Regions from separate parts of the Homo sapiens genome. Here regions 2, 3, 4, 5, 6 and 7 are each linked to region 1. Evidence: chromatin loops called from intact Hi-C (ENCODE). Cell type or tissue: natural killer cell. All regions are shown on one strand. Region 1 overlaps LOC105376367 (a long non-coding RNA gene). Region 2 holds the start of LOC105376361 (a long non-coding RNA gene). Region 3 overlaps LOC105376364 (a long non-coding RNA gene). Region 4 holds the start of LOC124902541 (a long non-coding RNA gene). Region 5 overlaps LINC00702 (long intergenic non-protein coding RNA 702). Region 6 has its middle 19 kb from the start of LINC02660. Region 7 has its middle 29 kb from the start of LINC02668.

Evidence for each region. Peaks named below come from ENCODE experiments on the same cell type or tissue, not always from the same donor. Only the 100,000 strongest peaks of a DNase experiment are listed, where the experiment ranks them.
Region 2: a loop joins it to region 1, with 9 times the contacts of the local background. A loop is called at or near these places in 2 of 110 quality-filtered maps.
Region 3: a loop joins it to region 1, with 5 times the contacts of the local background. A loop is called at or near these places in 8 of 110 quality-filtered maps.
Region 4: it touches region 1 in a loop (2.6-fold over the local background); 10 of 110 quality-filtered maps call a loop at or near these places.
Region 5: it touches region 1 in a loop (8-fold over the local background); 6 of 110 quality-filtered maps call a loop at or near these places.
Region 6: a loop joins it to region 1, with 2.1 times the contacts of the local background. A loop is called at or near these places in 10 of 110 quality-filtered maps.
Region 7: it touches region 1 in a loop (3-fold over the local background); 5 of 110 quality-filtered maps call a loop at or near these places.

What each region holds. Positions count from the first base shown.
Region 1 is chr10:3,947,482-3,951,481 of GRCh38, forward strand. LOC105376367 (a long non-coding RNA gene) reads left to right here. Exons shown (of 3, transcript XR_930585.3): 3 at 1,028-1,876. Among named protein-coding and RNA genes, the nearest start is that of LINC02660, 37 kb to the left of the region's middle. In natural killer cell, no CTCF peak of the experiment used is centred here; DNase peaks (open chromatin) are centred at 1,620 and 3,610; H3K27ac peaks cover 572 bases.
Region 2 is chr10:3,755,767-3,759,766 of GRCh38, forward strand. It overlaps LOC105376361 (a long non-coding RNA gene), which reads right to left and starts at 2,284. Exons shown (of 3, transcript XR_930578.4): 1 at 2,194-2,284; 2 at 1,721-1,822; 3 at 815-899. RefSeq lists enhancers at 1-160, 2,062-2,281. In natural killer cell, no CTCF peak of the experiment used is centred here; DNase peaks (open chromatin) are centred at 1,675, 2,025, 2,405 and 2,685; H3K27ac peaks cover 2,222 bases.
Region 3 is chr10:3,807,850-3,811,849 of GRCh38, forward strand. LOC105376364 (a long non-coding RNA gene) reads left to right here. Exons shown (of 2, transcript XR_930580.3): 2 at 1-668. Among named protein-coding and RNA genes, the nearest start is that of LINC02639, 24 kb to the right of the region's middle. RefSeq lists enhancers at 1,546-3,822, 1,546-1,871, 1,999-3,198, 3,486-3,735 and a cis regulatory region at 2,266-2,611. In natural killer cell, no CTCF peak of the experiment used is centred here; DNase peaks (open chromatin) are centred at 2, 1,812, 2,452, 3,742 and 1 weaker place; H3K4me3 peaks cover 534 bases; H3K27ac peaks cover 4,000 bases.
Region 4 is chr10:3,873,796-3,877,795 of GRCh38, forward strand. It overlaps LOC124902541 (a long non-coding RNA gene), which reads right to left and starts at 1,533. Exons shown (of 2, transcript XR_007062365.1): 1 at 1,265-1,533; 2 at 333-648. RefSeq lists an enhancer at 1,415-1,744. In natural killer cell, no CTCF peak of the experiment used is centred here; DNase peaks (open chromatin) are centred at 116, 1,486, 1,886, 2,446 and 1 weaker place; H3K27ac peaks cover 3,441 bases.
Region 5 is chr10:4,232,630-4,236,629 of GRCh38, forward strand. The region is part of intron 2 of LINC00702 (long intergenic non-protein coding RNA 702); the gene reads right to left. Among named protein-coding and RNA genes, the nearest start is that of LINC00702, 9.3 kb to the right of the region's middle. In natural killer cell, a CTCF peak has its summit at 2,226; a DNase peak (open chromatin) is centred at 2,282; H3K27ac peaks cover 1,073 bases.
Region 6 is chr10:3,890,611-3,894,610 of GRCh38, forward strand. No RefSeq gene overlaps it. Among named protein-coding and RNA genes, the nearest start is that of LINC02660, 19 kb to the right of the region's middle. RefSeq lists enhancers at 2,564-3,763, 3,667-4,000. In natural killer cell, no CTCF peak of the experiment used is centred here; DNase peaks (open chromatin) are centred at 1,921, 2,191 and 3,491; H3K27ac peaks cover 3,001 bases.
Region 7 is chr10:3,226,286-3,230,285 of GRCh38, forward strand. No RefSeq gene overlaps it. Among named protein-coding and RNA genes, the nearest start is that of LINC02668, 29 kb to the right of the region's middle. In natural killer cell, no CTCF peak of the experiment used is centred here; a DNase peak (open chromatin) is centred at 1,676; H3K27ac peaks cover 504 bases.

The sequences.
Region 1 (4,000 bases):
GCAAAGCAAACTAGAATAAGAACTGAATTTAAAATTCAGAGAAAAGAAGCAGTGGTGTATCAGAGAAAAGGATAGAGATACGTTAGAACAAAAGCAGACAGTTCTTGTCCTTATGGAGTTTACAGTCAAGAAGGAAAAGCACACGAAGTGAAGAACTGGAAAGACAAATGTGCTGGTACTGATGGGGGAGGCTGCACATAAATGGGGCAGGGAATGTCGGGGGAAAACTCTCTGACTTTTCCTCTTATGGTTGCGTAAACCTAAAACTTCTCTAAAGCATAAAATCAGCCAGGCATGGTGGCTAATGCCTATAATACCAGCACTTTGGGAGGCCAAGGCGGGCGGATCACTTGAGCCCAGGAGTTCAAGACCAGCCTAAGCAATATGGTGAAACCCTGTCTCTACAAAAAATACAAAAATTAGCCAGGTGTGGTGGCATGAGCCTGTAGCCCCAGTTACTTGGGAGTGTGAGGCAGGATGATCGCTTGAGAGGTGGAGGTGGAAGTTGCAATGAGCTATGATCAGACCACTGTACTCCAGCCTGGGGACAGAGCCAGACACTGTCTTAATAAAATAAAATAAAATAAATAAAAAGAATAAAATCTATTAAAATGAAAACAAACAAAAAATAGCAACAGCAAAAAAAAAAATGTAAAACTATAATCATGAAAGAAACATAGAGAGGAGCCAGAAAGGGGTGTATTTTGGTGACCTGACCTAATTTTTTCTGTGGAAGCTCGGATCTAAATGAAGAGTTAGTGTTGGCCAGGCAAATGGCTCAATGTTCTGGACACAGGCAAGGTCATGCCCAGAGCCCAGCGGTAGGAGAGGATGGGGCTTGGCACGTTGGAGGATGACCAGGGGGCCAGTCCGGTGGGATGTGGAGAGGGTGGAAGGGAGGCTGAGGGAGGTGGCACTAAATTGGGGCTAACAGCGATGGGCGATTATCAGAGATTTTTAAGAAGGTAAATGCTCTAATAACATTGACTTTTTTAAAACAGTTTGCCCCACTGTGTTTTATTTACAGAGGTATAATTTGCAGTGAAGTGCACAAATCAGTGAAATTTTACGTATGCAACCTTTATCACTCACCACCCAAACCAGAGTGGTGTCTTCCCAACACCCCAGGGCCTCTAGTCCTTTTCCAGCGTTGCCTGAAGACACAAACTACTGATGGCTGCATCCACATGACTGACTTCAAACACAGCACGCTGCAGGAGAAAAGCCGGATACGCGCGTGGAAAGTGGGTGGCTCCACCACCCTGCTGTTCAGGTTTTCTTTCTGAAAGTTCTTTTGGCTTTATTATGGAATAGAGGTTACAGAAAGGCAAAAGCTTTGGCCGTAGCGGGTGGGAAGATCTTCCTTACCCTGGAGGAGGAAGTAGGGTCTCCGTAATGTATGTGTGGTACTCAGGGCTCCCGGCAGCCCGAAGCCAGAGTGTGTCCTCACCCTGCCCCGGGTCAGCCCTGTGACCTGGAGGGAGCAACTGAAAAGCTCTGGGCCTCGGATTCCTCATCTGTGAAATGGGGATGCTAACAGTGCTACCTCCTCTGGTTGGTTTGTGGCAGAGGACACATGAGGCAACCTGTGTAAAATGCTTGGAGGGTGGCCAGTGTGGTTACCATGGAGATTGACTGGTACCGTCTTCCACATCCTGTGTTGACTAAGCGCGCACACCAGAATACAGTTCCAAACGATTATCAAACATGAATACAATTCAGAAAATAAACATGCAGCAAAACTTGCCATAAAGATTGCATGAAACTATCACTTTAAGAAAAATACATTAAAAATTACCTTAAATACCGAAAAGTACTTTTGTAAGTAAGGATCAGTCCAATAAATTTAACCTGTATTTGAATCAGTGTAAAACAACTTGGTTTATAATTTTGTCTTCATCGAGTGGGGGTGACTTTTGTAGCTTCTGTCACTGCTGCCTGGAGTATAGAATTAAACACCTTTTTGCAGAAAAAGCCTCCAGCTGTTTTTTTTTTTTTTTTTTTTTTTTTTACTCTCAGATAATATGGGGTGATTTTTAAAAGACCTGAGACACACAAAATGCTACCTTTTGTAATGCTTTAGGAGGAGGTCTTCAGAAAGTATGAACCAAACGCAAAATAAAAGATTTTTTTTTTTAAACGTTATAAGCACTGCACACGGATGAACTCTGCCAGGCTGGTGGGATTCTTTCTGATTAGATGACTGAATTTTATTTTTGGATTTTCCCCTTTTGCTGTATCCTTTTTATTTCTTAAAAAAGGAAAAAGGGTTAGCTGCCTGCTAGTGCACAGTTCTGCCTTTTACAGAGAAATCTGAAATCCAGGCCAGGGAGAAAAAGATGCTTTTATCCCTCCAGTGTTCGCAGCGTGAAGCATTTGGCGTTCACTCTGCAGCCCTCCTGAAACCAGATCTTCAGTGACCCGGGGCTCAGCCTGGGTGGTGCTGAACAGTGACCCGGGGCTCAGCGTGGGTGGTGCTGAACCCTGGCAGTGGTGTTGGTGGGATCTGTTCAGGAGACCGTGCTGTCTTCTACATTTACCTTTCAGTCTGGTCCTGCAGGGTCCTTTTCCGCCTTCGCTTTTTAGCTCTTAGGGGAAGGGTCCCCTGAAGCTTTCACAAATCCCAGCGGGGCTGCTGATTGGGTCTGAAACAAGATCAAGAAATTCAGGTAGCAAGAAAAGATCGGAGAGGCAGCCAGGGAGAGGCAAAAGGTGGACACTTTTCCTTTCATTGACTTTGAAAGTAGCTTTCTGTGCTTATATTTTGAGAATATAAGAACACAATAGGGAGTATAAACTTTTATAAATGAAAGGAATGAAATCACAGGTATTGCAGGTGAGCTATTAAATCTAGATAGGGAGCACCCCAATATCTGACTCTCTCTGAAACCCCAGGGTGATAGGCCCTGTACAGGAGGGGAGTGAGGCTGTTTATTGGAAAATTCCCATTGAGGACATGTGAACACAAAGAAGGGGATGATACCCACTGGGGCCTATTCGAGGGTGGAGGCATGAGGAGGGTGAAGATTGAAAACCTACCTCTCGGATACTATGCTAATTGTGTGGGCAACACGGTTATGTGTACACTAAACCCCCTCGATACACAATGAGCCCATATAACAAACTTGCACAGGTACCCCTTGAACCTAAAATAAAAGTTGGAAAGAAAGAAAAAAGAAAACACCCAGCAGACCATGTGAGGACATCTACAGCACGTGTCGCATGCCCTTCACTTCAGCCTGTGTTGTGTCGTCCCATCCAGGCAGCATGTACATGCTGGGGGGTTGGAGGGGGGTCCTGGGCCCTGCCCACCATCCCTGCAGCAGCTCACCAGGCCCTTGCTGCCAACTGTGTTCCAGTTTGCTGGCTGCACCTTGGAGAGGCCTGCTGGGGTGGCTGGGGTAGGAGGAGGGCGGCCGATGTCCTTCGGGTGAGGTGGGTGCTCTTACCATATCCCAGGGAAGTTTGCTTTTGCTAAAAGGATTTCTTTCTCTTCACCAGCCTTGACTTTTATTGCAAATGCAGCCCCAACATCAACCCTTTAAAAAAATGTCTCTGGGGTAGGTGCGTGCCAAGCCTCAAGAAAGGAAGTGGTGTTTGCCTGGCCCCCAAATGGGAGGTGAGGGGTGCAGCAGTGAAGGTGCCGCGAAAACCCTCCTCCACCACCGAGTTCAAAGGATTAGTTTGGAGATGGCCACCTCTGATGCCCTAGTCACGCTATGAATTATTATCCTATCTCATTTTAAAAAAAAAATTAAATGTATTAAGCATTATACGTAGTTCAGGTACAATGCTACACACTCAATATACTAACTTTGAATAAGTCTCATTCCTGACGCAGCTCACATTTCAGTAAAGTAGAAACATAAGTAAGCAGAGATTTATAATGAATTGTGATAGATGCTAATACATTCATGAAACAATACAGCCACCAAGCAGGACTTAAACATCTATTGTTTTTTTATGTGAGAGGAGTTCCAAGCACTAAGACTAATTGTAT
Region 2 (4,000 bases), 190 kb before region 1:
AGCTGAAAGTCACAAATCAAATGATAAACCTGGAGCCTCAGCCAGTATCACCCCCGATCTTCAAAGTGGTTCTGAAGGGCCTCAGATGTCTGGCTATTAAGAAGTCCTTCAGGTTTTGTTTGCCTCGCTAATCCTGCCTGTCCTGCTCTTCAGATAGGCAAAGGAGAATTGCGCTAGGCTACAGCTCAGGGCCTTCATCTAAGGCTCTTGTCAACAGCTCTTTGGAGGGTCTGGAGGGCTGGGAAGAAGGAGTCGCAGGTTCCTAAACTACCACATTTCTTCCCACAGTCAAAGTCCTCTGGTCTCCCGAATTTTGTTTCCAACACGACCATGTTGTCTTTGGAAAGGGGGATGTGGGTGGGAAGAGTCTCTAGGTATTCCAAAGTAAATATCAAAGAAAAACTGTAACTGGGAGTTTTTATAAAGGGACAAGTTGTACAGGTTTTCCACTGATCCAGCTGAACCGAGGTCCTGTGGGAGCATCAAGCAGAAATTCCTACCAAAGAGTAAGAAACAAACCAAACGAAAATGATGCACACACAGAAAAAAGGAATAGCGTCTGCTACAATTGCTGCCTGTGCCCGGGTCATTATTTCTATGAGTGGGACCTGAAATGGACAGCTGTCATCGGTCAAGGCTGCAGCTGTGTGTCTTAGCTTTGCCTAGGGAAAGCTCTTTTCCAGACGGAATACAAATGCATTCCTCCTCCTCCTCCTCTTCTTCTCCTCCTGCTACTCCTCCTCCTTCTTCTTCTTCCTCTTCTCTTCCTCCTCCTCCTCTTCCTCCTCCGCCGCCACCGCTTCTTCTTCCTCTTCTTCCTCTTCTTCTCTTACTTCTTCCATAAAGTTGAAGTCCCAGGTTGAGTGAATAAATGCTTTTTGTTCCTTTGAGAGGTTCCCCTAAAAAATGAAAACAGAATTCTCTAACATCTTGCATGAACAAAAGAACACCTATTTACAAAAAAGCAAACAGCACATCCAGCATGCTGCTATGCACCTCACTTCTAGGGTGCAAACTCTCATAACTGTCCGAGGAGAAGCCAATTCCCCTTCACAGGTGAGGGCCAGTGAGGTGCTTCCTCAGGTCTCTTGGTCTAAGGAGAACAAGGCTGGTCTTGACTTCCTTAAGGCATAGCCATTTCCAACAGCGAAGCATATTGAAAAATTCTGGAGTCAAGTTGGCTTTTCAAAACCCACACCCCAAGAGAATGGCAAAAGAGAAATCAGCTGCTGCATTGCTGTTCAGTTTTGCTGTTATTGAAGCTATCTGTTTTAATTATTTCAATCAATGGTGTTCTTATGTGTACTCTTTGGAACTTTAAGCAAATGGAATAATGTAGAAAATCCAATAAATAAGTAAAGGGAGATGAAGAACAGAGAACACTGTGTTTTTCAGGGAAAAGAACAATAGCAGCAGTGGTGTCAACAGAGACTCCTCTTCTCTGTGGCCTTGCTGGCTTGTGCTGCAGAGATACTGGCTCAGTTCTCTTGGCCTTGTCACCTAAGGTCAACACCAGTCTCTCTTCTGTTATTTGGACTTCTTTAAGTAGCTAAAGGTCTCCCTGTGGCTGCTTAATTTCAGCCATCACTACAGTGCTTCTGAGCGACATCATGGTCCTACAGATGTCACTTATGTGTGTAAACCACAGATCTGCACCTGGGCAAACTGGTCCTCATGGAACCACGTCTTGCCGAGACAACCCTACAAACAGGAAACTCACCTGTGTTTATAAACACCATCTTACTTAGCGATGGGTCAAGATTCCCGGGCAGTCCTAGGAGCAAAGTCCCAGAGATTCCTGCATCGTCGAATCTTATTTGCCCTGAAAACAACAAATTACATTACTAAGTGAAGGGAATACACTCAAATTATCTCTAAAAGTGTAATTTGTCATCATTAGCAGAAAAAGGTGATTCAAAGAAACATTGTAAAAATCACCCTAAGGACATCTTCTCGGAATCTTAGAGAACAAGATGACTCACCTTTCCTGCCTTAACCAGCAACCTGTCTGGGCCTTGCTCAGAGCTCATCTCGCACCAGAACAGCCTCCCCGCTGCCTCCCTCTTCCTAGAGGCCATGCTGTTGCCATGTGGTTTAAATCATAGCTGATGCCTATGCGGTCCTACCATGTCCAGAACTTCTATTTATAGCGTCTCATGTAATTTTTATTTATTAGATAAGTGCAATAATCACCGGATGAAAAGAGGCACAGATGACCCTGTCCAGGAGCAAAGTGGTGGCAGGACTGGACCCATGCCAGGTCCCAGCCAGTCCGTTCCTCTCCGCATGGCCCAGCCGCTGGGCTCTGGAAGCTGCAGGCAGGGTCCCTTGCAAGCCGGTGGCCTCAGCCCCATCTCTTTACTTCTCTGCAACTTGTTTTCTCTATGTGCAAGCTGTGACTAATCACACCTCCCTTCAGGGGATTTTCACAGGTTTCATAAGTGAAGTAAGTGCCTATTTTCTTTCTTTCCCTGTGTGTACCTTGTATACCACAGATGGACACGTGTCTAAAATACCTATTTTGTCAGTCTTTTCCTCCAACTCAGAAACACCGAGAGCCCTCCCCAATCCCAGCATTTCTATCAGGAAAAGGCTAACATGCCACCGGCAGCAAAGAGCTCAGTGTCACCAGACATCATTTTGCAGATAAAGAAAGGAAATCCCCGGGTGGCTGAAAATCTCCCCAAGTATGGGCCCAGGGACCTTGATGGGTCAGGTCTCACTGCATCCTGTCCCACTCTGTCCCAGCAAACTTTCTTCTCCAGTCAAAACTGGTCTCACTCTCTGAGGAACACCTGTGCCGACACTCAGGCACAGCCTATGGGGAACACTGCTCCCTGCCCTCTCCCACCCAAATCAACACACCTTCAAAGGAACAGAACACTTCTGCGCCTGGCAAGGCTCCCTTTCCTCTGCCTCCTCCTTCACAGAGACTTTGGGATTGTCCTCTGATGACAGAGTGCCCTGCCTCCTGATGGAGTGACGCTGGGATTAGAGGTGGGATGGAGGATGCCTGCTCACACCTCCCAGATCATTCACCAGGGGGCAGGGCCAGGCCATCATCCCACTGCGTTCATCTTGGCCAGGTGCGATGGCTCACACCTGTCATCCCGGCACTTTGGGAGGCCAAGGCAGGCCAATCACTTGAGGTCAGGAGTTTGAGACCACTCTGGCCAACATGGTGAAACCCCCTCTCTGCTAAAAATACAAAAATTTGCTGAATGTGGCGGCACGTGCCTGTAATCCCAGCTACTTGGGAGGCTGAGGCAGGAGAATCACTTGAACCTGGGAGGCGGAGGCTGCAGTGAGCCAAGATCGCGCCACTGCACTCCAGCCTGGGCTACAGCGTGAGACTCTGTGTCTCAAACAAACAAACAAACAAAGTTTGAAACCACTGTGTTCATCTCACACCTTGCAGAGAGATATATGCCCAGGATGGGGCTGAATAAAAAGCTAATAATAATAGCCACCACCTGTGGAGAGCTTCTCTTGGACCACGCATTCTGCTAAGTCCTTCTCTTGTATGAGGTAAGTACAATTATTAACCCATTTTACAGATGAAGAAAGAGAGACATACGCTCTTCAGCAAACTGCCCAAGCGCATGCATGTAGTAAGTGACGGTATTGAGATTCAAGTCCAGGCAATCTGTCAACCACGCACATGCTACTAGGGAGGGAGGGAGAAGGGGAGGGAGGAAGACAGAGAAAAAGGAAGGAAAACAGGAAAGGAGGAAAGAGGGAGGGAGAGAAAGGAAGCAAAAGGAAGGAAGGCAAAAAGTGAAGGAAGGAAGGAAAGAGAGGGGAAGGAAGGAGAACAGGAAAGGAGGAAAGAGAGGGAGGGTAGGAGGGAGAGAAATGAAGTAAAAGACGAAAGCAAAGCATGGAGAGCAGAAGGAGGGAGAGGAAGTCAGGAAAGGAAGAAAAAGGAAGGACAGGGAAGAAGAGGGAGGGAAGAGTGCTGAGAAAGTTGATTTAACAAAACAGATTTTTGGTCTCCACC
Region 3 (4,000 bases), 140 kb before region 1:
GCACAGAACACTCGAGATCCGTGGTGTGACAGGAAGAGCTTTCCAGCTGCGTGGCCTTGGGCCGTCTTACTCTCTGGGCCTCAGTTTCCTCATTGGTAGCATGGAGCACTGAAAGCTACGAACAGGAGCTGTGAGGGTGAATGGAGGATTCATGCCAGAGCCTGGTGGGATGCCCCTGCAGAGCAGATGCTCAGGAAACCCTCCTGCCAGCTCCTGGGGAGCACGGGAGGCGCTGGCTCCTTAGTTCTCTATGGAAGGACGGTTCTGCACCAGATATTATTATTAGAGTCTCTTATTTGGAATTCTGGACTTGTGTGCTCGACAGGGGCCTCAAGTCCCCAGTGTCGCTCAATAGTGACAAACCCAAATAAAAGATCCTGGCAAATGATTAGCAGCCTTTCCTGCTGCTGTGCTCATAAACGCTGTTGCTATTTTTGGGCCAGCATTGTTCAACCTGGATTTAGTTCTCCTTTGCTGTCTATTTTGGCTCTGACCTGCTCTGAAAGGGCAGGCTCCACGCCGGGTGTCACGCCCAATGGCTTCTCCACGGTCTTTGTCCAAATGGACTCAGTGAGGATATCACCAGCGGAAAAGTAAAAGATGAGAGGACTTGAAAAAAATATCTTCCATTCAGAATCTTTTTAAAAATATACTTTCAAACAAAGAGGTATTATAGAAAGCATTTTGCTTTTTCGTTTAAAGCTAAAGAAAATCAGAGTCACCTAGAAATGTGAGTTACTGGAGGAAGAGAGGAATGGTTAAGATCATTCTACAGTGTCTATATGTACTTATATATCCCAGTGTCTGTGTGTACATGCGTGTATGTCTGTGTATGTATGTGTGTCTGTGTGTGTCTCTCCATGTGTCTGCCTATATATCTGCATGTGTATACGTGTGTATGTATATCTGTGTATGTACATGTGTATATATGTGTATGTCCGTGTGTGTCTCTGTGTGTCTCTGTGTGCATGTATGTGTATATGTGTGTCTGTATGTATACATGTATGTCTGTGAGTCTCTTTGTGTGTCTGCCTGCATATCTGCGTGTGTGTGTGTATGCTCTGTGTGCGTTTGTATATGTCTGTGTGTCTGTGTATACACATGTGTGTCTGTGAGTCTCTCTGTAGGCGTCTCTCTGTGTGTCTGCCTGCATATCTGCATGTGTGTATGTGTGTATGGTCTGTGTGTGTTTGTATGTGTGTCTTTGTGTCTATGTGTATTCATGTGTTTCTGTGGGTCTCTCTGTGTGTCTGCTGCATATGTGCATGTATGCATGTGTGTATGGTCTGTGTGTGTTTGTATGTGTGTCTGTGTGTCTATGTGTACGCATGTGTGTCTGTGAGTCTCTCTGTGTGTCTGCCTGCATATCTACATGTGTGTATGTGTGTATGGTCTGTGTGTGTTTGTATGTGTATCTGTCTGTGTCTGTGTGTAATTCTTTATCTCCTCCGTTTTCTGAGCAGGCTGGTCCTTTGAATCCCAGGAGATAATTTTTCCTTATACTTACTAGAGGAGTCTGTCAATACAGTAGAAGCACAATGTAAATGGGGGATTAACACCTTGAGATAATTTGAATCCACTGTCATTCACCCTTTCTGAAATGCACAAGCTTGCAGGCACCTACCCTCCTGCTACAGGACAGAAAAAAACACGGTGGTTTTATTTCCATTTCTTATCACACGGTGTCCACTGCCTGAGCTGCACAGGGAGGCATTTTGTCATTTCACTGTAGGGGTCTCCTGTGGCCCCGAATCTCATGTGTTTGTGTCCCTAGGAGCTGCAGCCCCAACCATGTCATGAAGAGGGGTCGGCACGGGGGCTTCTGGCTGTGGCACACACACGTGTTAACCTATAAGGCTCACTTCCTGCCCACAAGGGTCAGAGTGTTGTTTTTTTTTTTTTGAGACGGAGTCTCCCTCTGTCGCCCAGGCTGGAGTGCAGTGGCGCGATCTGGGATCACTGCAAGCTCCGCCTGCCGGGTTCACGCCATTCTCCTGCCTCAGCCTCCTGAGTAGCTGGGACTACAGGAATCTGCCACCACACTCGGCTAATTTTTTGTATTTTTAGTAGCGACGGGGTTTCACCGTGTTAGCCAGGATGGTCTCAATCTCCTGACCTTGTGATCCACCCGCCTCGGCCTCCCAAAGTGCTGGGATTACAGGCGTGAGCCACTGCGCCCTGCTGAGAGTTTTTTATTGATCATTCAGTGATTCTGAAGGGAAGACAGTTCTACTCTCACTGCCAGTGACAGCACAGCCCAGGAGAGCAAGGGCAGGCTCCTCTCCAGGTGTGGCTGCTCTCCATGGCCTGGGTCATAGTCTGGAGATGACTGAAGAGTTAGTCTTGGGGCTGTTGCTTGTGAGAACTGGAGAGGTGTGTGTCATTATCTGAATCGGCCAGGCCCACGCCAGGGTGAACTGGGCTTACAGGAAATGCAGTCACAGGTGAGACAACCTTTGGCACCAGCTCCCAACTTTCAGTTCAGAGAACGGTGAGTTCCCGGTACAGGGAGTGGAAGCTGATGTCATTGAAAAGATATTGCCTTGCTTTGAAATCAGCAAGCGTGGTCAAAGTTCTCCAGTATATACACACAGAGGAAAAATGTGGCTCTGAATCACCATGGGCAGCTTTTTGATAAACAGATATTCAAAAAAAAAAAAAAAAAAAAACAACAGAAAAAACAGCCCATGTGTGGTTTTTCTGAGAATGCTACACGGCTTTCATATGTGCATTTTGACCCTAATTTCACTTACAACTTTCTCATAAGATACTGTTAGGAGTGAAAAGCCACAATTAGCTCTAGGCCAAGAGTGAATAATTTCAACAGCCTCTCTAAGATGGTTTATATTTTTGGAGCCATATATGGGTGAAAGTAACGATTTCCACAGGAGGACAAACAAAAGGAGATTTTTGCACACAACAGGGAAAAGAAAAAGGTTTAAACTTTCACATGTGAAAAAGTTCAAATTCCCAAGCCTTGCTGAACACAACCCCAGGTAGTTTTAAAATTTGCTTTCAATAAAAATTTATTTGAAATGAAATGCTTTACTAACTTTCATGGCTAAATCAGGAAACACCGTTTTCACTAATTAATATTAAACAGTTGGCGAGCACAGCACTTCTGGATGTGTTCCTTCTTCATAACTAAAAATGAGTGAAATTGTAATTGAATTCTGATGATAATCTTAATAGCATCATTCTCTACGTTGACTCCTTAAAGCAATTTTATATTTGCAAATTGTCTTTGCCTTCCTTTTAGCTTAGTTATATAGCTTGCTTTGCTCAAAGAGTAAAATTAAAGTCTTAACTAATGTCAAATGGTTTTGCTTTTCCTGTGTAAACATAAATATGTTAAGAAATGTATAGTAAGTTATCTTATTTTAATAGAGACTCATCAGTGCTAGTTATTTAGTGCCTCTCAATAGTATTTCTGGCAAACTGCACATGGCCTTCCTCATAGAATGAGGAGTGGGCATTGACATGAATTTCTAAATTGTGGCATTTCCTGGCATGATGTCAGTTGGCTTAATCATCTCAACTGTCAGCTCACACCCTTGACAGCCAGCTCGGGAGCTGGGGAGAGTCCAAATTTGGTGTTCTGAAGGAGCTCACAGGGGTCTCTGGCACGTAATGATCACCTTGAAAGTCATCGATTTCAAAAAGAACATTCCACTGTGGAAGAGCAGCCAAGAGAAGCAAACCTCAGGCACACACAGTCTGTAACAGAAACCGAAACTCCTAGCAGGAAAATACCATGACCTGCAGTGACAGGGCCAGACCATTTCAGTGAACTCAGCATGCAGAACTGTGTGGGGAAGGGCCCCATGAGAGAGTTACTATGATTATTATTAAGAGGTGAAAAACATTCTCTAAAATGGTGCGGTGTCAGAGTTAGTTTCCAGAAGGCTTGCTAACCTGCAGGGGCTGGGGTAGAAAGTCATTCTATAAAAGGCATAGGTGCAGCTGTGACTTCGAACGTTTCCCTGTGGATGAGATGCCC
Region 4 (4,000 bases), 74 kb before region 1:
GGTCCTCATTCTTTATTCTTTTTCTTAGAATTCATATGCTAAGTTTACTAGGTTCCTCTTTTCAGTATCTTTATTTACAACACTGTCACTGTTTCCATAGATACACTGAAGGTCGGTTTCCATAGCAACACTCTTGGTCTCCTAAACAAATAGTATCATAGTGTGAATCTTGTTTCAGTGTTATTGCACCATGTTATTAGATACAGAATTCAAAAAAATAACTTAAGCAGGGTTTGAAACAAGGTGGGTTGGTTTTATTGCTTGGTGCTTTAGATATTACATTTCAATTTCATATTAAATATATATCCATCTGAAAAATAGCGAGGCTTTTGCATAGTAAACATGATACCAATTTTATTCACAAGTTATAAAACACTGTAATTTAATAAGAGGATATTCCAATACATGAGACAGACGCAGGCAGAGGCTCACTGTCTTCAGATTCAAATGACTACTTTTCCGTTGGCTGGATGATTTAGCCTCCCCAAACCTCCACAGTCGTTTATAACCTACCCACGGTGATCATTACCTTTGCCATTTTTGCATTTTAAGTCATTTCTACCAGTCTTGTCTTTTATTTCATAGCCCCAAAGGAACAGCTCTGAAATAGATTTCAAGGAATCTTTACTACTTCCTATTTTGCTCCAACTGAAACAAAAGAGAAAAGTAACTTTATTAGATTTTTGTTTTTTGCCTTTAAATTTGTTTATCATTATCTTTATTTTTATTTTATTTTATTTTTTGAGACAGAGTTTCCTTCTTGTTGCCCAGGCTGGAGTGCAGTGGCATGATCTTGGCTCACTGTAACCTCTGCTTCCTGGGTTCAAGTGATGCTCCTGCCTCAGTCTCAGAGTAGCTGGGATTACAGGCATGCACCACCACGCTGGCTAATTTTTTTTTTTTGCTTTTGAGACAGAGTTTCACTCTTGTTGCCCAGGCTAGAGTGCAATGGCACGATGTTGGCTCACTGCAACCTCCACCTTCCTGGTTCAAGTGATTCTCCTGACTCACCCTCCAGAATATCTGGGATAACAGGCATGCACTGCCATGCCCGGCTAATTTCTGTATTTTTAGTAGAGACAGGGTTTCTCTATGTTGGTGAGGCTGGTCTTGAACTCCTGACCTCAAGTAATCCTCCTGCCTTGGCATCCCAAAGTGCTGGGATTGCAAGCATGAGACACCGCACCTGGCCCATCATTAACTTTAATTTCTTCTCTGAGAAGCAAATCTTGTGGACTCCTTTAGAAACGGAACTGAGCCTTACCTCCAGCTCACAACCCACGTCCGGTAAAATAGTTTTGTGTAATTGATTAAATTTGACTCCTAGGGGTGAGTTTTCAGCTCACATAGGGAAAGGAGGGAAGCAGTGCCCATCACAGCGGAAATGTGGACACTGCTTTTATTTGAGGGAAGGAAGGGGAGCTGTCTGCACAATCCCATGACATTGTGGTTTTCTGCCAGATGCTTGGAGACAATGTACTCCAGTGCGCACACCTGCTTCTTTACACTCTGACCCATTTAACAAGCTATGTCAGAAGCCTGCTTTTTCACTTTCCTTTTGAGTATGTCCTCCTTTAAGGACATATTTATTAATAAATGGGGTTTCCCTCCTAAATTTGGCACTAAAAGGGATTGGTATGCAAATACAACATAGTACTTGGCAAATGTAAAAAAAAAAATTGTACTGCTTTGGGGGAAGGGTCAACAATGAACTAAAGGTGGTGACAAATGTAAACTCAGGATGCCTTAGAGTGTGGGTGTTAGGCAGTCAGACAGGTAAGTGTGAACCCCAGCTCAGACATTTAGTAGCTGTGTGAATTGGGGCCCTGACTAGACTCCCCTGAGCCTTGGTTTCCTCATCTGTAACATAAGGAAAATACCACCTACTGTGCCGAGTTGTTGAAAAATCTGAGATGTTAGAAGTCACCTGCATTTTGAAACTTGAAGTGATGCATTTTTTCATCATTTCTGATTTGTCCCATGCCTACAGGAAGAGAGTGTGCCACCTTTGATCACAGAGTACTTTCATTTTGCTGTATCTGTGGTTACATTTTATTGATGTGCATGGCCATTGTTACATTTTACTGATTTTCCTTCCTTATCAATTGGATCTCGAGGTTCAGAAAGTGCCAGATTCCTCTGTATCTGCACGAAGATGCATCTATGGAAGTGCATCTCCCCTGTCATGGAGATCCTCCAGCTCCTCCAGCTCCTCCAGCTCCTCCAGCTCCTCCAGCTTCTGCCCATCACCTTTCCATCTCCTGACCTGACTCCTGGCTGAGGTAGTGTTTTCCAATCAAGACAAAAGCTCCTGAGAGCTTCCATCAGTGTGGTTCCCGGAATAGTCAGCTGACTTGTAAATGGAAAGCCCTAGAGAAAAACAAGTCCTTCTCTGATCTCAATCTTAGCAGTATCACCTAAGCCAGTGTTTCCAACCTTTCATGCACACAGTGATCACCCATGGGCCTTGTTGAAAGGCAGATTTTGGCTCAGCAGGCCTGGGTGGGAGTTGAGCCTCTGCCTGGCTGATGAGCTCTCAGGGGATGACCAAGTACCTGGTCTAGGAGCCTCACCTCCAACGGGAAACTCTCCAAAACACAGATTTTTATCAAATTTGTTCAAGCCCTAATTAGAGGCCACCACCCAAAACAATGGGTCCCCAGATGACTTTAGCCTGGGCATATTTGGGGTTTTTCTTCTAGTATAAGATTCAGGCTATCCAGCCTTTTTTTTTTTTTTTTTTTTTTTGAGATAGAGTCTCACTCTGTCTCCCACGCTGGAGTGCAGTGATGTCATCTCGGCTCACTGCAACCTCTGCCTCCTGGATTCAGGCGATTCTCCTGCCTCAGCCTCCAAGTAGCTGGGATTACAGGCACCCACCACTGCGGCTGGCTAATTATTGTATTTTCAGTGGAGACAGGGTTTCACTATGTGGGCCAGGCTGGTCTCAAACTCCTGACCTTAGGTGATCCTCTCATCTCAGTCTCCCAAAGTCTGGGATTACAGATGTGAGCCACCCTGCCAGGTCGGTCCAGTCTTAGTTGAATTTGGCTTCCTTGTACGATAAAGAGACTGGGCTGACTGGAATCTCTCGGGTCCTTTTCAATAAGCAAATGCAGCATACTTTCTTCTTACAGAGGTGGGACAGATCAGGGAAGATGCAAAATTCATCTGTTCACATTGTCATTACCAAATTCCTTTCAGCTTACCGAAATCTTCTCTGAGCCTTAGGATCAATATGATTCATATTGTTGGGAAAAATACATAATGGAATTATAGCTGATTGTCAGAGACAGGTTAATGCTCTAATCAGAAAGTCAGTGACTGACCTGTGAATGAGTTTAGAAGCTGCCTGTACCATATTAATTCCCAAAATTTACAATGTAATTAAGGCTTCAGAATTCTCTAAGAGAGTGTGGTCTCATTTCCTTTTGTTATGTTATTGTGTAACAAATGCAGTTGTTTTCTTAAACAAAATTGCCTTCTGCTTTTCTGTTCTCCCTTACTTTAGAAGCTTGATGGCACTTTACTACTTGTTATGTTATAACAGCAGTGTTCCCTGTGTGGAAGTCTTCCAAAGGCAATTCACTCTTCTGAGATTATGTTTTGGAGGAAGAATATATTTGAAAGCTCTAAAAAAAAATTTAGGGTTTTCCAGGGGATTTTGTTCCATGGGTTTTCCTTGCATATTATCTCATTGTTAAAAGGATTGTATAATATTCTAAGAATCAAGAGGTTGTAGTTTCACATAAATAGACGCAATCAAATAATTACTTTTGCTTTTATTTTTATGCTGAATAATTTCACTCAATGGCATCAACTTCAGAATGAATCATAATGAGTCTACTTGACCTTGTTAAAACTGACAATAAAATGGTGACCAAGTCCTTTTCCTTTGAAAAAGGAAGCGGCCAGCTTTCTAATGCTGGCTTGGTGGCCATGGAAGATGCCCTCAACGGTCAAAGAAAAACTCATATGAAAGCACCAAAAATGTGGATGA
Region 5 (4,000 bases), 290 kb after region 1:
TTGGTTCATGAGGTTTCAGGAAATAAGCCAACTCTATAACATGACGTGTAAGGTGAAGCAGCAAGTGCTGATGGAGAAGCTGCAGCAACTTGTGCAGAAGATCCAGCTAAGATCACTGATGAAGGTGGCTACACTAAATAATACATTTTCAATGTAGATTAAGCAACATTCTTTTGGAAGCAGACGTCATCGAGGACTTTTACAGCTAGACAGAAGTCCAATGCCTGACTTCAAAGATTCAAATAACACGCTAGCTCATTTAGTAGGAGTTAATGCAGCTTGTGACCGTAAATTGAAGCCAGTGCTCATTTTCCATTCCAAAAGTCTTAGGGCCCTTAAGAATTGTACTGAACCTAATCTGCCTTGTGCGTTATAAATGCCTGGGTGACAGCACATCTGTCCACAGCATGGTTTACTAGACACTTTAAGCCCACTGTTGAGACCTACTGCTCAGGAAGAAAAAAAAAGAAAGATTCTTTTAAAAATATTAGTGGTCCTTAACAGTACCACTGGTGACCCAAGAGGTCTGATGGAGATGTGCAAGAAGATTAATACTGTTTCATGTCTGCAAACACAACACCCATTCTGCAGCCCATGGATCAAAGAGTAATGTTGACTTTTAAGTTTTACTACTTAAGAAATACTTGTGATATGGTTAAAACTGCCACAGATAATGATTCCTCTGATGGGTCTGGGCAAAGTAAATTGAAAACATCTGGAAAAAATTCACTACTGATTGTTACCATTTTTAGCAATAAAATATTTTTAGTTAACTATGTACATTTTTTAGACATCATGCCAATGCACAGTTAATAGACTATAGTATAGTGTAAGCCTAACTTTTACATGCACTGGGAAACCCAAATACCTGTGTAAAACTTGCTTTATTTAATATTTACTTTACTGCAGGGGTCTGGAACCAAGCCCGCAAGACCTCCAAGCTGTGTCTGTGTTGTCAAACACAGCACCAGAGGCTCAGCTTTCTCCTGCCCCTGAAGGGAAGGGAAGCCAGGGCTATCAGCCTTCTCGGGGGATGCTGCTGTGTCTCCATGAACAGCAGCTCCACTGGATAAATGCAAACACCCATCATTCGGAAATGGACTTGCTTGCCCTGTCTTAAATATTTCATTAATCCATTTTCAGGTTTGCTGTTGCTAACTAAATCTTTTATTTCTATGTGTAACATTCTACCACAAGAATAAGGTATCATACATATTTGCAAAAAGGGAGAAAAGGTAAAATATGAATAGAAAGTTTTATGTTTCTTAGCTAAAAAAAGAAGCATTTAAATTTTACACAAAGAAGTCCAGGTATGGTGGCTCACACCTGTAATCCCAGCACTTTGGGAGTCTGAGGTGGGCAGATCACTTGAGGTCAGTTCAAGACCAGCCTGGCCAACATGGTGAAACTCCGTCTCTATTAAAAAAATAGAAAAATTAGCTGGGCATGATGGCACATGCCTGTAATCTCAGCTACTCAGGAGGCTGAGGCAGGAGAATCACTTGAACCCAGGAGGAGGAGATTGCAGTGAGCTGAGATCATGCCGCTGCACTCCATCCTGGGCGACAGAGTGAGACTCTGTCTCAAAAATGAAAAATAAGAAATAAATAAATAATAAAAATAAACAAATACATTTTACACAAAGAACCACCATATCTAAAGCAAACTATAAGTAATACATGAATTATTACAAATAAGGAAACCTGGCATAGCATATCTTATATTGATGGTGAAGAAAATTGTGTGTCAAAATTGGATTAGCAAGTGTGTAATACAATTTTATTTTTTTGAAGGAATTTTTTTTTTAAATTTCTGTTTTTGACTGCAATACAGTTGACCCTTGAACAACGTGGGGGTTAGGGTGTTACCCTTGAGCTCTTGAAAACCCACTGACAAATTTTGTCTCTTCAGAAATGTAACTACTGCTGTTGCTGGCATAGCTGCAGTTATAGCCTCTCCAATATCTTTTTCTTTTTTTACAATGATCTTTAGGCTGATTCATTTATCTTAAAACAATGGGAAACCCCAGCTGCAGACCTCAATCTACAGTGCATATGAAGAAATTTGACTGATTTTGTAATGTCATGAATTTTCTCTGCTTCTTGGGAGCCTTCCAACATCACCAGTGGCCCTTCGTGTGGGTTTCATGGTGCTATTCAATGTTTACCATATCGCACTAAACACGGAAATTATGCAAGAACTGCGAGATCACTTTTTACTACAGTACACAACTAACTAGAGACACAAACTGCCCACGTGGCAATGATCAGAATTGCAGGGCTTTATGCGGAAGCTCACAACACGTGGGCTCACCACAATAGCAGTGGGAGGTGCCTGTGAAATTATCATGGTAGTGCAGTATGTGCCACAGTTACTTTTATGCGGTTATGACTTAATACTGCATTTTTACATTGGCTTCTATTTCCTTGTCTGTAAATGGTGCCATGTACAAACTATAAGAGTTTGTGACCACATGCTTTGATAAATGTTAACCTCATTTAATAGATTTGCATATATTTATAGTAGTAAATGATAAAATAGAATAGTATCTACATATATTCTATGTATTCATGCCATACTTGCTTCTTAATGTTTTAATATTTCTAGGCTACATGTTGGTCTACAATATTTTTCAAACTGTTATAAATTTCCAAAAACATTTCCAATATAGTTAGTGAAAAAATTATTGTCTAAGTGGACCCATGAAGCTCAAACCCATGTTGTCCAAGTGTCAGCAGCACTGTGGTCAGTGAGGTTATAGTTATTTCCTTTTGTAGTTCTGTGGCCATATAAATTTGACATCATGCTAGACGTTCAGGTCTGTTTATCCATAAACTTCTGTGCATGGGCTCTCCTCCCAGCTCAAGTGGATTGGTGAATTAGTGGAGTCAGTGCAACAGTTGGGATTCAGGCAGGTCAATGATTGTTTCAGGGAATCCAATACATCTTCTTCTCTTCATCCAAATAAATAAATGTTATTGTTGCCACATTCCTAGTTCTCAAATGCACCTGGCCAGGTGCTGCCCATTCTTAAATGCTGGGCTGTTTCGCAGACGGCTGCCCTCTTCACCTTCCCGGGGGTTCTACCTCAGTCAGAGAGCACTGGGCTCAAACTGTCCTCGCATTATGATCTGGACATCGGTAGTCTTTGACCTAAAGAAACACAAAATGTGTTCAGGGGACAAGTTTCATTTACAGAGACTTATCAAATAAGCCATAGTTTAGAAAACTCTCTCTGCTTTCTTCTCTCTTGGACTTTACAGTTCTATTAAAAGTGGCTTAGCTTACCAGGCTTTGAGGTTTACATGAATCAATGCTTCTCCATTGGAAAAATGAATCTCAAAACCTTTCTAGTTGGACAAAATCTTCCAACCATTTTTTGACCAGAAAGATGAGAATTTGAGAAGCCAAGTCACTACTCTTGTCACTTGCCAGAGCAGCGTCCCCAGAAATTTCCACTGGCACTCTGGCAAAACACCTTCACTCACAATGAATGGGGACTTAGGTGTTAGTTTGATTGCTTTTGACGGTCTTGATTCTTCCAGGTTGGCACAGAGAACCTGTAACATAACTCCAGAGCAGCTGTTTTCCCTTTTCCTGACAGTATGTCACGTCAAAAATTCTACCAGGCATCACTACTGATCAGGCATAAAAGCACTCTGAATAATAATAACGTTTTATGTGGTTCTTATTGCAAGAGGTAGAATGTTTTTGGGGGTGAGTAGAATTTACATTTGAATTTAAATTTCTGTTCATTTGAATTTAAATTTCTGTACGTTTGTGTGTTGTGAGTGTGTAGGTTTTTTGTTTTTAACACCAAGTATATGTTACTTAATAAGGCAAAATCAGTAAACGTACTCAATTTTGAAAAAAAAAACTATAATTAAATGTGTTAACCGATATTTAATTTATGTGGATAAAATGGTGAGCAAAAGCAAACTTTAGAATTACAGTTAAGACTGAGACAGAAAGCTAACTCTTCATTGACCCTTCCTTAAGA
Region 6 (4,000 bases), 57 kb before region 1:
GCCAGAGTTGAGTTCTCACTACACTTTGCCACAGTCTCCAGCACTCCCTACAGCCCTGCACTGAGGCTGATTACCACTTGCCAGTCACTGGGATGCTTCTACACCTGTGTTTATCGCTCCCAAGCTTCACTTCTCAGTACATAATCTTCTTGGCCCATGTTAGCATTTGAGTTTGCAACCTCGACTCAACATCATATTTTCTTCATAAAATGGTAGCTTTGTCAGAGGTGTTTGAACTAGGGCGACTCCATCTTAAATAGAGAGTGGATAAAATAAGGCTGAGACCTACTGGGCTGCATTCCAGGAGGTTAGGCATTCTAAGTCACAGGATGAGATAGGAGGTCGGCACAAGATACAGGTCACGATAAACCTGATAAAACAGGTTACAGTAAAGAAGCCGGCCAAAACCCACCGAAGCCATAATGGCGGTGAGAGTGACCTCTGGTCATCTTCACAGCTCATTATATGCTAATTATAATTCATTAGCATGCTAAGAGACACTCCCACCAGCACCATGGCAGTTTACAAATGCCATGGCAGTATCCGGAAGTTACTGGATATGGGTCTAAAAAGGGGAGGAGCCCTCAGTTCCAGGAATTGCTCACCCCTTCCCTGGAAAACGCAGGAATAATCCAGCTCTTGTTTAGCATGTGATGAAAAGATAGCGAGTATCCTTAGATGAGCCACCCACGCCGCTGCTCCGCCTATGGAGTAGCCATTCTTCTATTCCTTGATTTTCTTAATAAACTTGCTCTCACTTTACTCTGTAGACTTGTCCTGAATTCTTTCTTGTGCAAGATCCAAGAACCCTCTCTTGGGGTCTGAATCGGGACCCCTTTCATGTAACAGCTTTGAGGGTTTTTGTAGAGATAATCCAATTAAATTGCATTACATTTTCTTAACCTGTGTCACAGTAAGATAAGATTCTTTGCCCTGTCTTTTACCAGTAGCCACCTGGTATCATTGGCGTCACCTTTAACACCTAACAGGGGACCTTACCCATAAACATCATTCCATCTACATTTTATAAAGCATTCTTCAAATGCATGAACTTATTTAGATCTCAGAACTTATTTAGACAATTCAGAAAGGGAAGTTTCATCATCTCTAGTTTATAGATGGGAAACTCAAGTTTAACGACAGTAAGTTGCCTGAAGTTAATCAGTGATTTGAAAGGATGAGATTTGAACCCAGAAGACCTGGGACTGACAGCCCACAACTTGATCCCAGGTCTTCTGGCTTCAAACCTCACCCTCTTTCTACATTAAGATGTTGACTCCTTGATAAATTCTGGTCCAAACAGTTCTATATGTATTATTGTCAAGAAAAATAGGCACTGGCTGGGTTTTGTGGCTCATGCCTGTAATCCAGCACATGGGAAGCCAAGGTAGGCAGGTCACGTGAGGCCGGGAGTTCAAGAGCAGCCTGGCCAACATGGTGAAACCCTGTCTCTATTAAAAATACAAAATGTAGCCAGATGTGGTGGTGTGTGTCTGTAATCCCAGCTACTTGGGAGGCTGAGGCATGAGAATCGCTTGAACCCGTGAAGCAGAGTTAGGTTGCAGTGAGCCGAGATTGCAGCACTGTTCTTCAGCCTGGGCAACAGAGCGAGACCTTGTCAAAAAAAAGAAACAAAGAAAGAAAGAGAGAAAGAAATAAAAAGAAAAGAAGAATAGGTACCTAACCAGCCTTCTGGAAGTGTCCAGCTAGATGTTTTTAAAGACAAAGATTATAAGTATTTAATAACAAGGCAAAAAGAAAAATTACTATAGAGAGTGGCTTCTGGGTTTAGGGAATCTTTGCAATAATTTATCAGAGAACGGACAGCATTCATACCACTGTTACCATATATGCTTCTGACTTCATGCATATTTTCATGGTAACAGAGTGGTATGAATGCTGTCACTTCCTTGATAAATCATCACATGGCAAGTCATGATTTGATGGTGGGAGATAAGGAGTGTGCTTACTTTTTGATGTTCATGTTGGTATTACAATAGAAATTTTCCTTTCCATATATTTTTCTGGATAGCTCTATATTTGGTTGCTAACTGGTGGTGAAAACAAACTGATTATAGTGTTACTACCTTTCTTTAGCCAGTTTAAAATAATGATAACAAGCTAGACTTGGGAGGGCTTACTCTGCATGTGTATTCAGCTGAGACCTGTTTTGGTTGCCCACATCTTTATATCTGTGTGAAGGTGTGAGGTTTCCAAGCAAAAGGTGGCTGCAGTTAATTTGCTCTCAATTGCCTGTCACCTTCTGTGCCTCAGTGGCCTGTCAGGGCCCTAAGGAGAAGGAGAGCTGCTTTCCCAGAGTGGAGGGCTCTGATTTCCAGCCCTCCAGCAGCCTGCCCTCCACCACTCCCTGCGTGGGAGCAGATCTGATGTGCCAGGTTCCCTCCGGGGCATCCACCCCTGCCGTCTCGGGGATGGCTTCAGTTGTTTCTGTGTCAACGGTTTCCTCTGAGGGCCTCTGCTGTGTGGCGTTACTTCTCAATTACATGTGCCCGAGACATTTTCCCTTCTTTTTGACATTTCAGAAATGCCATTTGATATGTTAACTGACGCTGTTATTTTGGCTGGAGCAATTTATAAAAGGTGTGTTTCTTTCAACTTCTGCTTTCTCCCAGGACAATCACTTACACACTGGAAAGCTTTCTCTGGTCGTGTGAGACTGCTGTGTGTGACACTGTAAAACAGCAATGGTGACACTCTCAAGGTGGTTCTGTAGAGTAGAATATATACATATATTGATGAGTTTCAAATATTTAAAAAAAACATATTTTGTAAAATCATTTACCATAAAGGAGAAAAAAGCAATTCGTGTGATGTCCCCAAGCCACCAAATTCGTGATCTAATTCATTTCTGGACAATGGTTCTGAATAGAATCATGAGGAAGGAATAGCTTAATCAATGCTTTTATATGTCCTCCCGGAAACTGAATTTATACCAACCCATTCTCTTGCAGAAGAGATCAAGTCATCCATTTGAACTTTCTTTTCAATTTCTAGCTTAATATTAAAAAAAATACTTTTTGCAGGAATCCTTTCTTGGCTTGAAGACCCTTGGGTTTATTCGATCTGGTCATGGATCTCTGTCCACAGGGAAAAGTGTTCTTATGACCCATATTCCAGCCCTTATCCCCCTGTTTTCTACGAGAACATCACAGCCCCTAAAAAAACAAATTGTGTGAGGAACCGCAGTAAGAAGATTTGAAAATGAAGGGAAGAGTTAGTTGAAAGCCACGTCCACAAGTATTTACATCGAGGTTAAATGTTAAGAAATTCCCTGACTGGGACTTTTTATAATTGCAGTGAATTAGACAAAAATAGATTTCAGTTTAAAAAATGGACGGCTGACTTTGTTCATCAGTGGAACTACATTTAACATGATGGACTAGAAGTGAAAATCCTAAAGGGGGAAATATAAATTGGCTAATTTGTGGTTGCAACCTGACATTCTAAAGACAGAGGAAAATGAAGTCAACTTGCCTGTAGACAGCTGGGTGATGTGGTTTTCAGCTGTTGTTTAACCTTCTCAGTGTTTATCACTGTATATGGACTGTTTACCCTTTTCTCTCTTTCTGCTTTTTCTCTTAGGCATTTATCTGATTTCTTACTTTCCTAAGAGCCCCTCCCTGCCTTTTCTCTCACTTAGCCCTTCTCCTCAAAGCCCTCAGTATTGATGTGGGATTGAGGAGACGGGATCAGCGATGGGATCGGAGAGGGCTGGAATCTGTTTCTGGTGGAGGGAAGGTTGCATCAGCCACTTCCCTCGGCTCCCGTAGAGGCCATTCCTAGCGAAGCACGTATGTCTCACTGTGAATCCAAAACAGAGGTGCTTAGAGGAGATTTACTCCTTCAGTAATATATCCACTAAAAGGTTCAGCCATATGCCGGGTCGAGCAAGTTAAAAAAAAAAGAAAGAAAAAAAATGTTGACTGGTCCAGCCTCTGCCATTGTGATATGTACAGATATTATTGACAGATTCATATAT
Region 7 (4,000 bases), 720 kb before region 1:
CAGATATTGTCCTTATGCCATTAAAATTGCATAAGCATATTCAAAATCAATAATTTATATTTTTGATTTTTACTGTTGAGTTTCTAAAGTCCATATATTGTTATAAGCCTCTTTAAACCCTTCTTGCAAAAGACAAAGAATAAGAGGATAAAGAATGTATGGAACCTGGCCAGGTGCGGTGGCTCACGCTTATAATCCCAGCACTTTGGGAGGCCAAGGCGGGCAGATCACCTGAGGTCAGGAGTTCTAGACCAGCCTGGCCAACATGGTGAAACTCCGTCTCTATTAAAAATACAAAAATTAGCCAGGTGTGGTGGCAGGGTGCCTGTAATCCCAGCTAATCTGGAGGCTGAGGCAGGAGAATTGCTTGAACCCAGGAGGCGGAGGTTGCAGTGAGCCAAGATCACAACATTGCACTCCAGCCTGGGTGACAGAGTGAGACATCGTCTCAAAAAAAAAAAACAAAAACAAAAAAAGAGTATGGGAAACTAACTTCAGTGCTGGAACATAAGACAAGGAAAAAGACGAGTCAGAAGTAGCACAGCCCCTGATCAAATGTGCTGTCCTCACATCCCTGTCATCTGGAAATGCCATTCCTTAACCTGGAAAACCTTCTTCTCCCAGATTCATATTTTGCCTCACCATTTACTTTGATCCCTGCAAAGGTAATGACATTGATTCCATGTTTCTAATTTTTCTAGAAATTCGGGGATCTGCTCAGCAGACCGGAACAACCCAGGAGGCATCTGGGCTCTGGAAGGAAATACAAGCCAGCCAGTTCCAGCAGCTTTTTCCCAAAGCCTGGAGCAGGCTCTGCTCTGTAGCTACTAGCATTTTTACGACAGTAACCTGAGGCCACTCATCTTAGGTCTGATTGATGAGTAGGTCAGAAATCATCCCAGCGTGGAACCCTCCTTGACTCACGCTGTCTGGGTGAACACACAGACCCATTCCACTGTTTCCTGGCCAGCTTGACTTCACTCTTCTTATTTTTCTTGGGCTAAGAAAAGACATTCTTTGCTGGATATAAATATCATGCATTTCAGAAAGTTCATATGTACAAATAACATGGATTCGGGATCATTACAGTTGTTAATTTTAGTAAAATAATTTTTTTCTTTGGCTTGCTTCTTGAATTCTTTAGTGATCTTGGACATACAAACACAGACTTCTTGTTCTAATTATCTCAGGTATGAGGCTTGGAAGTCGCAGTGTCCTGACTATTTCTGGAATTTAGACAGAATACAGCAGCCTGAACGTTCTTTCTGACAAGCCACAAGGAAACAGATGGGATATGTTGTTCCCTCCAGGGTGGGAGTCGCTGGCCCAGCCCCAGAGACAGATGTGCATTGAAAACACAAAAACTTTTTAGGTGGAAAATTTCAGACATATGTAAAAGTAGACAAATTCTATCACTGTGTTCGTATCACCCAGACTTCTGAACTACCAATTCGTGGCTGAAATTCTTTCATCCATGCTCGGCTTAGTCCTAACTCCTCTCTCCCCTGTGATTATTTAAAAGAAAATCCCAGGAAGATTTTTTTTTTGTGCCAAGGATGCATAAGAAGATCACCCAATACAATGATTTATATGGCTCATTTTGAGTTTTCCTATAGCACTGCCCTGGCTTTGCTGAAACCACAAGACCCATTGTGGCTGCATGACTCATCTTCCCCAGAGGCTGTCGTCTCAAGGTTTCTTGTGCTAGGGTTTTTGAAAGTAGCACATTGTTTCCAAAAAGCAAAATTCTGTCATTTGTCACCTACATTTAAGCATATCTATTGTGGCCAGGCGTGGTGGCTCACGCCTGTCATCCTAGCACCTTGGGAAGCTGGAGTAGGCAGATCACCTGAGGTCAGGAGTTCAAGATCAGCCTGGCCAACATGGAGAAACCCCACCTCTACTAAAAGTACAAAAATTAGCTGGGTGTGGTGGCACATGCCTGTAATCCCAGCTACTCAGGAGGCTTAGGCAGGGGAATCACTTGAATCAGGGAGGTGGAGGTTGCAGTGAGCTGAGATCGTACCACGGCACTCCAGCCTGGGTGACAGAGCAAGACTCTGTCTCAAAACAAAACAAAACAAACAAACAAAACGAATATCTGTCGTGAGAATTAAGGGGCCTATCTAGAGGCTCAGGGAATATTTGTCTCCCTAAGAAGTACTGACCTACGTAACTCTTTCAACAGCGAGCTTCATGCCTGCCTGTGTGTACGTATGGGTTTCTACACATCAGGCCGTGAATCCACATGTGTGTCATTCATGGACTAAAGCAGTGATTGAACACCTACTCTGTTCCAGGTACCGTGGTAGACAAGGCCAGGAGGGCCTCTGTTCCTGTGGGCTTCCGTTCTAGTGGCGAGCCACGTGCAGCGTGGTTGCTGGAGACGCGGGACGCTTTCCTGACTTGCATAAGAAATGGGCACGAGGTAGAAACACAGTGTTAAGAAGGCCTATGGGGATGAGGTCTTGTTGTCCTCCCACAGGTGTTCTGTCTGTTCAGAGTTCTGTCTCAGCCAGATGTGGGACCCCAACCAAAGTGTGCCCCCATCACGGGGGAGGCACCTGGGATAAGAGTAGGTTCACTTTTAAAGACATATTTGGTTAGAATTCAGGCCAGAGAAACAGGTGCCTCGTTGACAGGTGACCCAGGTCTGTGGTGTGCGAGCCATCTGCCTGGCAGGAGAGACAAACTTCAGCCAATGCTCTGGTGACTCTGCCTCCCCGCCCCTCCTTTCTGGGAATTGGGTTCGTCTCCAGGGTGTCTCACCTGCAGGAAGGGCCAGCCTGTGCTTTCCTGTCATTTGTCACCTGGCCTCTGCTGGAAGTATCTTCTCTATGGGGGTCCTCTCTGGCCAGGCCATTGGTCAACACCACTATCTTTTGTTCTTGTCAAAAGGCTTTTCCACATCTCTCTCTCGACTCCTTCCCAGTCTAGCCTCTATTTGGGGTATGGAGGAAATGACTCCACAGCTTCCCTCTCCACCTGGGCACGGAGAATATCTTGGGGACTGCGTCTGGACAGACCAGCCACCCATGTGGGTGCTTCTGTGCTGTGCAGGGCCTCCCCGGGGCCTTCCCTGGGATGGTAGCCTTGCTTTCTCTGTGCCTGGATTCCCACACCTGTCGGGGATCCCATCATTTTCTCTGGTCCTCAGGGGTGGGCAACGGGGCCGAAGTCCCTTCTCAGGAACCCAGCGGCATTGAGTGTCCTTTTCCCACTTAGGATACTCTTTCTCCGTTTCCTCCCATTTAGAGAAACACAGCTAGTCTGGAGGTGGGGGGGAGACTGGGTTTCTCAGATAAAAACATCCTTCCAAACCCACTGTCTCTGCCTGCACCTCAGCACATGGAACTCCGGGGCTGGGAATTTGTGCCATTGTGTCTCTCTGGGCTGTGGGCTGCATCATCTACTCCTGATGGGGTTGAGACACACACACGGGGTTGGGAGCAGGTGCATAAGATACAAAAAGGTGGGGAAAAATTGCTGATGTATCAGAACATTCCTCACAATTCTTCTCCGGACACCTACACTCAAAGTGTAGCGCTTGGGGAAAATTATAAAATAAGTAAAGGGGGTCTTTCTATTTCCCTAACAGGGCAAGGCTCTGTGCTAGGTTTTGTGGCAACTGAAAGATGAATCAGAGGCATTTCCAGCTCTCCAGAGTGTCACTGAGTGGAGACAGACTCGTGCATGGAATCACACCCAAGGCAGACAGTGTAAGTGATGTCATGGAAATACAACCATGCAGACAGATGCAGTTTCACCCTCATAGCTCTGCTATGAGGTAGGCAGACCCTGCCCTATATGAAGAAGATGAGGCATAGAGAAGATGAGTAATTCACCTGTGCCACAGCAAACAACGAAAGAAGGTGAGTGCCCACCCTAGGTCAGGGGCAGAGCCTCTCTGTGGGGATGGTTGGTTGGGGGTGGGGGTCACAAAGCCCACGTCTGATGGAGACGTGCTGTTGGGATGATGTTGAGAAAGGGTGGGAGTGCA